Linked DNA regions of Homo sapiens: regions 1 and 2 are each linked to region 3. The links are chromatin contacts, found by Hi-C or POLR2A ChIA-PET in ENCODE. All regions are on one chromosome and are shown on one strand. The core of a region is the stretch at or near the end of the contact, and the rest is flanking DNA. Distances in the headings are between cores, read along the strand shown.

Region 1 (3,090 bases), core at 461-2,960, 540 kb before region 3:
TTTGCTCTGGTCTGGCGTATCCATTTCCCTCTGACGACGTGGCATCCTCCTGCTGAGTCCTCCCCGTGGCACTGTCTCCTCCCTGTCCTGGACTATCTGTCACCCTGTGACCCCCTTGAGAATGTGTTCCACACCAACTGCTACTGATGCACTTTTTAACAGCCTCATCAATTTTACCTTGTATGCTTGATCAGAAGCATATAAGGACCTAATAGGCCATATACAGATGAAAACATACATGTTTGGATATTAGAAATTATGACTACATTTTTATTTATACATTCTCATCCCTTTTCTTCAAGTATTTGTTTTTTTTTTCTTTCTCCACATACTTAACCAAATACGGTCTTGATTTTCCCTTCTAGGGTATGATTTTCTCTCCTCGTTGATAAGCCACTAGCTTCTCATGCATGCCACAGACTGAGCCTAGGGCCCAGCACCAGCGCCTCCAAACAAAGCCACTCGCCTTTCATCAAACCTCTTTAAGTCTGGCTGTGTTGTTGGATATAAATCCACCCAAACCCATGTAATCCAGCCCATTCCTGTCGGGCGTGGTCTGATCACTGTAAGGTCAGACAGGGTGCCTAATAAGCACACGCACCTTAAGAATGCAATGATGGAAGCATATAACAAATGTATTACAAATTCATATCTAAACAGACATATCTGTAGTCCTGGCAGTGTAAGAGCCTTCTGGGAAGCCCTGGGTCACTGTACCACCTCCTGACAGTTAAAGACACAAGTTTCTTCTATGATCTATGAAAGGTTAAATATGTGGAGAAAGAAAAAAAATCCAAATACTCGAAGGGATGAGAATGTACAAATAAAAATGTAGTCATAATTTCTAATATCCAAGCATGCATGTTTTCATCTATATATGGGCCTAGTATGTCTGTACTTAGAAACTCACATCATCTTCACAAGGACTCTGAAAGTTAAGTACTGGTGTGAGCCCCACTTAAAGAGGGGAACTCTCTTCCTGAAGCTCACAGAGCTGGTGAACGGCAGAGATGGGATTTCAACCCAAGGCAGCTGGCTCTCGAGTCTGTTCTTTCAGCCACTGAAAGTCAATTTTACCTTTTACACGTTTATGTATGCTGTTCTACAGACTTCCTACATGAATCATCTTCAACAACCATTGCTGTTGAAAGTCTGTTCTTTCAACAACACGTGTTACCTCTTGATAATTAAAATAAAAAAGCCACTGTAAACAAAAAAATGTCAAAACCTATATGTCAATTTTTAAATTTAGATTGAACACAATCTGCTTACTTGGCACATGGACCAATGAGGTCAAGGTCACAAGTGGGGTCTCCCGTAGAAGTTGCTTCTGCTGGGGTCTATGACCCCTAACGACTGCCCCTGAGTAGACTTTTATTGAAGGACCATGGAAAAGAATATACACGGTCAGGCAAAACCACCACAAGCTCATCTTGCTGCCCTACCGAGAGTACGGTGGGTTTCATAATGGACACCATTGGCCTCCACTGAGAAACAAAGACAAGAACGGTCTGCTGATGCTTTAAATCTCGGCGTCTGATGGCAAGATGAGCTCAAGAATCACATGCAGCCATCATTAGCAGTCCTCCTCCTGGCCCCGTGCCTCTTACATCTTTGGATAACAGCTTCGGTGTTACAGTAAAGCTTTACGAACATCACACAGAGGACCGCAGAGGTGATTTGCTCAGTTGATGAAGTGTGGGCAGAGGCTGTGCTTGGCACTCGCCTGCGTCCTTGGCAGCAGATTAAATAGCAGCGTCACATAGGGACACGGGGAGGATCTTAATAAACGCTTGATGGCTAATGGTCTCGCATGCTCTTAGAGCTGCTCCACTTGAAAAAGCAGACAGCAATAAATACCATTAAATCAATTAAAAATATTTATCAGGTGCCTAACTGCAAAGTCCTATGGTCAGTTCAGGAATTTAAATTTTAATCTTTAAGGTTGTGTACATATGGAGTATACAAACCTTGGTGCACACTCTCTCATGGACAAATGACATGGTGTCTGCCCTCAAGAAGCTTCAAATGTACTTGAGGAGGTAAGATACTCACATATAAAAAGTGCAAAAATACAAGGCAGTGTATTTCAAAGGGGAGGAACAGGTAACCAGTGCCCCCAAGAATTTTGAAGAAAAGAACCGGGGTCGAAACAGTCAGCAATGGCTTCCACGGAAAGGCCAACTTGTTCTAGAATCTGGACAGGTGAAAGAAAAGAGAAAGCACAGCCCATATGTCATAACATAAGCTCCATGAGCAGGGATACTTTTTGCATGTTTTGTGTTTACAGGTATATCCCTGAAAGTGGCTAGCCAACAGCAGACCCTAAATCTATGCTGAAGGAAGGAGAGGACTGACCTGCAGGGAGGAAGCATGGACAAGGTGTGGAGGTGTGGATGGGAGGGAGGTGGGGATCATAAGGCAGGCAGGCCTGCCTGGGGCTGAGGGTTCATTACTGGGAAGTAGAGGAAGAGAAGGCAAGAGGGGTGGCCCAAGGTCAGATTCAGAACATGGCGCACGGTGGCTCATGCCTGTAATCCCAGCACTTTGGGAGGCAGGAATATCACTTGAGGGCAGGAGTTCAAGGCTGCAGTGAGCTATGATTGCACCACTGCACTTCAGCCTGGGAAAGAGAGCAAGATCCTTCTCTAAAAATTAATCAATTAAAAAAAATTTAAAGAACAGTCTTTAATGGATAGGAAAATGGCCCACTTTATATTTGCAATGAGTTTCACTCAGCATTTGCTAGATGGCCCTTAGTAAGTCTCCTCCCAAAGAAGCCTGACACCTCCATTCTCCAAAAACATTTATAAGCTCATGGCAACTCCCAGGAGGGAAGGGATGCTGACAATATGGTCAGACGCGGCTTCCCCCAGGGACTTCTTGGACTCCTATCACAACTCAGAAGTCTGCGGTGTCAAGATTCTCTTCCTTTTTCAAGACTGCACCAGTCGGGGAGAAAACAATCCTAGTCTGTGACAATATTCCACTAAACCTCCTTTCGACTCAAAACACACTTATAAAACACAGCACGTGAGATCCTAGCATGTGGCTGAGGTCACAGTAACGATGAATGAGTACCGCTCCTAT
Region 2 (2,943 bases), core at 75-2,574, 790 kb before region 3:
TGTTTTCCTGTTCATATGGTGGTAGCTTGTGGCAACAGTATAAAAACATTTTACAATTCACTGGCTTTCAGCTTTGGAATTATGTAGTGTTTTATTTTTTCTGGGGTATTTGAATTCAAAATTTGCTTATACAGTGATTTTATTATAATTTTTGTGACACTATTTTAAGGAAATAACAGTGCATAAATGCAAGCACATTTAATTCTAGATATCAATGTTTTCATCTATAAACAGAGAAAAGTGAGAATGGCCCTACCTATTTGTATTGAGGTTCAAAAAAAATGAAAGAGCTTTGAAAACTATATACATGATTTCTCTAATGGAAAGATTTCCCTAATGGAAAGATTTCCTTATTTTTGCATATTGGAAACAATGCTTAGAATAAAAAAGACTTCCTTTTTTTTTTTTTCTTAAGATGGAGTCTTGCTCTGTCACCCAGGCTGGAATGCAGTGGCATGATCTCGGCTCACTGCAACCTCTGCCTCCTGGGTTCAAGCGGTTCTCCAGCCTCAGCCTCCCCAGTAGCTGGGACTACAGGTGCGTGCCACCACATCCAGCTAATTTTTTTCTTTTTAGTAGAAACCAGGTTTCACCATCTTGACCAGGCTGGTCTCAAACTCCTGACCTCAGGTGATCCACCCGCCTTGGCCTCCCAAAGTGCTGGGATTACAGGCATGAGCCACCATGCCCAGCTGGGACTTTTGTTTTTTAAAAGCAATTTATACTCGGAGGTGGAATTATTTTCTCTCACAAATGCCCAGGTTTGGGACCCACAGGATGGAAGGCAGGAGGGCTGAGCATTTGTGTATCTGGAAACCTCACCTCCTCCTGGGGGCTAAGGGCAGGGTTTAGTGATTTGCTGTGCCGAGCAGTGCGGTCTGTCTCCTCATCCAGGAGCTGCAGTGAAATGGCCCCACATTGCCCTCTCTGAGAAGGACTAGGGGACATTCTTTGCAATGAATGGGCCTATGTAGTCCCTCCAGTATCTGGGCGGGTAGAGTCCAGGGAGAGAAGGTGGAAGCTGACAACGGGCCCACATCTCTCAGATCCAGTGCTGCTTTCTGGGCTTTCTGGCTGGCCGGGGGCTGGCAGGGAGAGAGGGGCTCTGCGGTTTCGTGCCCAAACCCAGCATCTTCTGGGGACCTCACCCGTTCCTTCCCCGAATTGTGCTCCAGGTCTTAGTTACAGGAAGAAGCATTCAGCAGTCTGAGACTCTCTAAGTTCCTGCCCCCAGGAAACAGTGGTTACGGAAGCGGAGTTATTGCGTAGCTCCCTGGTCCTAGCCACGGTGCTGGAGGCTTGGCTTCCAGCCAAGCAAGAGTCCCACAGGGTTGAAGCCACCACAGAGAGGCTGCCCCGTGCGATCCAGAGATCATAGACTGGGTTGTTAGGGACTCTCTTTTCCTCCTTTCTTCCTTTGATCATACGTACTTGAAGCAACTCGTGAATTTGTTTCCCTTCTGAAGAATACATCTTCCAAGAGAATGTTCATTGTGTGTGTGTGTATGTGTGTGTGTGTGTGTGTGTGTGTGAGAGAGAGAGAGAGAGAGAGAGACAAAGAGAGTAAAGGGGTCTTGAAGGCTTGAGAACATTTTCATCAGACCCCTCAAATTTTCATGACAGTTTTAAGGCTAGCTTAATTCTTGTTCTTGTGTATACTATCTGCTTTTTATCTCTGGAAGCTTTTAAAATGTTCTTTGTGGCTTGCTGTCTTCAGTACTGAGGGGAGGGTTTCACTAGTCCTCCACTGGTTCTCCATCTATCATGCAATTCACAGAACAATTGATAGAACAAGCAGACTGCCCTTACAATCACCCCACTTCCCCCCAAATTCTAGGTGATCCCCCATCCCAGTGTGCCCGGGAGTGATGGCTTTCCTGGGACATGGGACTTTCAGTGCTATTACCAGGAAACTCTTAGGCAGATCAGAACAAGTTGGTCACCCCACCATACTACTTTTCTCCACTGGGCACCAGAGACCCTGATCCACTTAACAGATTCATTTATTCAACAAGTGCTTAGGGAGCCTTATTTTGTTCCAGGCTCTTGGAATACACAGTGAATAAAACAAAGATCTTTGCCCTCACTGAGCTAACATTAGAGCCAGAGGTAAGTGGACACAGACCATAAACAATAACCATAATAAAGAAGTCATCTATATAGTGTATTAAAAGGTGATAAACCTATTAAATATTACAAACCATAAAAAGCATTATAAGCTTTTCAGGATGTGCGGTTGCAACTTTAGATGGGATTAGACCTCATTGAGAAGATGACATGTAAACAAGGACTTGAAGAAAGTGAGGGAGCTATGTGGATGCGGGGGGAAGAGCATTCCCAGGTAGAGGAAATAGCCAGTGCAAAGGCCCAGAGGCAGAGAATATCTGGCTTGAGCTACTGTCAACAAGGAGGTTATTGCAAGTGGGACACACGCATGATTGAGATTAGTAGGAAAGGAGGTCAGTGTAATGGGAGGCAAGGTAGTATAGGGCTGGTTGACCACAATGAACACTCGGTTTTTTTTCTTTTCTTTTTTTTTTTAGACGGAGTCTCGCTCTGTCGCCCAGGCTGGAGTGCAGTGGCGCAATCTTGGCTCACTGCAACCTCTGACTCCTTGGTTCAAGCGATTCTCCTGCCTCAGCCTCCCGAGTAGCTGGGATTACAGGCATGCGCCACCAAGCCCAGCTGAAACACCCTGGTTTCCACCCTGAGTAGAATGTGAAGTTATTGGAAGGCTTCGAGCAGGGGAGTGACATGCATTGAGTTGAATGGTGTTTCCTGCCCCACCTCCAAAAAGATATATCCACACCCTAATTCCTGGAACCTGTAAATGTTACCTTCTTTGAGAAAAGGGTCTTTGCAGATGGAATGAACTTAAAGATCTTGAGATAAAGACATCATCTTAGATCATCTGGCAGGCAAAGTCCAGTGACAAGTGTCCTT
Region 3 (3,147 bases), core at 380-2,879:
AGCTCCGAGCTGAGTTCCCACTCTCTGATTTGATGGCCGACCCTATACACGTTGAACTGTTTTCCTGCTGAGCTGATGCACGTTCTGTCTTGGCAGAGGTTTTTGCGTGATCTTGCTCAACTGCAGAACTGTTTTTTCCTTCTATAACTCGTTTTTTGGATGGCTCTTCTACCCCTTCTAAAAAGAAGAAAAACATAGATATGTGACTAAGAATACCTCGTACAAAACGGGTGATGAGACAAATACACATTAAAATAAAGGCACAAAGTGAAAACATTTCAAGACTAATCGTTTCTTTAAAAAGTGTGGAGTCATTAATTTCTTAAAACAGTGTTGAATAACATCATGAATGTCTAATATTAAAAAAATAACAGCATCAGACAACAGTGGACACTTCAAAATCTAAAGCAGTCAAAGCAAACTATCAAATTCAAAGCCTAAAGACACAGATATATACTTTAGGTTTAACATTCCAACTTTATTACTTATTAATAACATAAAAATTCTGGCTTGTTAAAAAAATTAGTAACAATAATTCCTAATTATATCAAACTTATGCTCTAAACTCCTATGTATGTTCACATCTATGATCTGCTAACCATTGCTACTCGATATCCCTCTTTTCTTCACCTTGGCAACCAGTTCATCTCTTGTTGTATAGGTTGGAGCATCTGTCACTTTGATGCCTTCAGCCATACTAAGTATTTTATCCATAACTTTTTGAGGGTATCTGAAAAAGAAGGAAAAGTCATTTTTAAAAAGTGTTTTTTCTAAGGTCCTACTTGTGCAAAAAACAGGCCACAGGGACTGCATTTCCTGGCTGCAATCAAGAAAGTGAACCAACCGCCAAGAACTGTTTCCTGGAACCCCATAAACAAGTGCCCCAGGGTCTGGGAGGCAGGGCACCTCCTCACTAATCTTAAATCTCGCACCCGTCCCCAAGAGCGTTGTTCCCTAACACAAGCAACCCTACCAGCAGCTGCGCCCACACCACCGGGCACACAGACGTCCGGGAATCATGTCGGCTCCTCGCAGGGACGCCCTTCTCCCCCTTAGAGGGCAGCCGGGCCGGCGGATTCCCGCGCTTCACAACTTCCCCTCCCCGCCGAGGCCGGTCCCGCGGAGGGCGCCGGGCCCCGGTCTGCAGGTGGCACACAAAACGAGGCGTGCTGGTTAGGGACGCTGCCTCACTCACCGGCACCCGAGGAAGACGTGGTTCGCCCAGGCCATGGAAAAGGAGATGAGCTGCTGCAGCTGCCGGTTTCGGGTCCCGCTCTCGGCGTCGGCAGCTTCATCCGTGCTAGCGGAGGCAGCGCCGCCAGCGGGGGCCAGGTCCCCGGCGTTGCGAAGCAAAAAATCCCGGCGGTGGCGCCAGTGTTTGTCAGTCTCGCCGTCGCAGCGCAGCGCCTCCACCCAGGCTGCCACCCGCGGGTTCTGGCTCAGGTACTCCGACACCTCCTGCGCCATGTTGGGCCTGCAGGCCGCGAACACAGCTGCACCGGGAGACAGGCAGGACTAGCGGGGCGAGCGGCCCTGTCACTGCGGCCTGCACCCGCGGCCCTCCAGATAACGCCCCTCCGCAGGCCTAAAGACCAAACAACAGCGCCCAGAGCCGCCGAACCGCCCACTTCCGCCCACCGCCGGCTTCTTCCCTTTTATAACCTCGCCGCCGCCGCGCGCCCTCGCGTTCTTCCGGCGCGAGCCGGCGCTCCCAAGACGCTTTGCGGCGCCGGGGCCGCTGCGACGCTGCGTCCCCGTGAGGCCACGGAGGGCACCCCGGGGGTGAGGTGGGCGGGCGTCGGGCGTCTCCCGCCCCACGAGGGCGGACTGCAAGTCGAGCTGGCCTGGGACGACCGAGTCTCGGCGGAACCCCGGGCGTTCTGTCCTCGCTTTGTGACGCCGCGCGCTCCTGCCGTCCTCCTCCCCCGCCGGGTCAGCTGCGGCGCCGGGAGCAGAGGCGAGAGGGGCAGGGCCCGGGCAAGGGAGGCAGCCGGGCGCGGCGGCCAAAGTCCGCTAGGGGGGCGTCCCGGGGGACCTTGAGCCGCCCGCAGCCGCGGGGCCTGTGGTCTCCGCCCTGAGACGCCTGTGTGTGAGCGGGGCCAAAACAAACAAAAGCCGGCCTCCATGTTAGAGTGTTGGGAGCTGCGTCTCGCGCTGCTTTCAGTGTGCCCGAGCGAAGCGTTCCGAGGCCGTCGGGGTCTCCGCGCCTTCAGGAGGGCGGGAGTGCCAGTCCCCTTACATAGCAGCAGTAGACAGTAAGGTCACACGAGGACCTGGCTCCGTGTTGCCGTGAGGCTTGCAGCCTTCGAAGCTGGCCCTGGCCCCGCAGCGGTAGGGCTTGTTCCCGCAGTTTATTAGGTCTCTAGTTAATCCAGGCATTGCCTTCCTGTTCTGGTCAGTAGGAAAACAACACCCCGACAACGCTCTGTCTCTAGAATTTCCTAAAATCAACAGCTTTACCACCAACCGGCAGATGTCCGGAGGTGGAGTGGAAATGTACCTATTTATCTATAGGGCCCCAAACCTCTCTCCCTGTTAGAGCTGTTTTTTCCTTCTATATATTTTTTTCCACTTTACATTTCCCACAGTTACGTACTCTAACTGCTGGCTGGCTTATTGTTACGTTTCCCATTCCAGGTATACATGCACTGTAAGATAAATACGTTAAATGATATAAATTATGAAATTTTTCTTTCAATAAATGTAGACTTTGATGTAAAAATGCATGAATCAGAATAAGCAAGCAAAAAAAGGTCACTTTAGGTAAGATCAGATAAGGTTAACTGTGTAATTTATGTGCATGCTGGAACAAAATACAGCTATTGTATGAAAACAATATTGCCCATTTTCCTGCCATACCAAAAGAAACTACATAAAAACGGAGGCACAAAGAAATTTTGAAGCTTTGTGATTTTGCTTCTAGTTTGCTGTTCTTTCCTCCTTTTCACAGATAATTGCTGAAAATCTAGAGGGGGTGGACGGATTGCAGAAATCTGGCTATTTAAAAGGTGGAGAAATTACGATTTCTCCTTTCATGAATTCTTTGGCAAGGGGACCATGGCAAGTAAAAGAAGCTATGATCGCATACCTAGATTATATATGTGCATTTTAAATCAAGAATGTTCTCACGGCCAGGTGCAGTGGCTC

Evidence for each region. Hi-C counts contacts between places; a loop is a spot of excess contacts on that map. ChIA-PET counts read pairs that join two places held with the same protein, here RNA polymerase II (POLR2A). Pooled maps may share reads with other maps.
Region 1: a map of esophagus muscularis mucosa shows a loop between it and region 3 (3-fold over the local background). The contact joins the enhancer-like site here to the promoter of CDKN2AIP in region 3. A Hi-C loop is called at or near these places in 1 of 168 maps with a recorded cell type or tissue (esophagus muscularis mucosa) and 6 of 50 pooled maps.
Region 2: a loop to region 3 is called in a pooled map, with 3 times the contacts of the local background. The contact joins the enhancer-like site here to the promoter of CDKN2AIP in region 3. A Hi-C loop is called at or near these places in 1 of 168 maps with a recorded cell type or tissue (naive thymus-derived CD4-positive, alpha-beta T cell), 1 of 37 single-sample maps with no recorded cell type and 8 of 50 pooled maps. POLR2A ChIA-PET finds 5 or more read pairs at or near these places in 1 of 52 experiments (MCF 10A).

What each region holds. Positions count from the first base shown.
Region 1 is chr4:183,983,363-183,986,452 of GRCh38, reverse strand. The region is part of intron 1 of STOX2 (storkhead box 2); the gene reads right to left. Among named protein-coding and RNA genes, the nearest start is that of STOX2, 80 kb to the right of the region's middle. Within about 2 kb of position 1,710, at least 2 of the 41 ENCODE cell types and tissues checked have a DNase peak (open chromatin) inside an H3K27ac peak, as active enhancers do.
Region 2 is chr4:184,228,597-184,231,539 of GRCh38, reverse strand. No RefSeq gene overlaps it. Among named protein-coding and RNA genes, the nearest start is that of ENPP6, 12 kb to the right of the region's middle. Within about 2 kb of position 1,324, at least 3 of the 41 ENCODE cell types and tissues checked have a DNase peak (open chromatin) inside an H3K27ac peak, as active enhancers do.
Region 3 is chr4:183,443,118-183,446,264 of GRCh38, reverse strand. CDKN2AIP (CDKN2A interacting protein) reads right to left here and starts at 1,629. Exons shown (of 3, transcript NM_017632.4): 1 at 1,196-1,629; 2 at 600-730; 3 at 1-177. The coding sequence starts at 1,467. RefSeq lists an enhancer at 1,175-1,324 and a silencer at 1,605-2,154.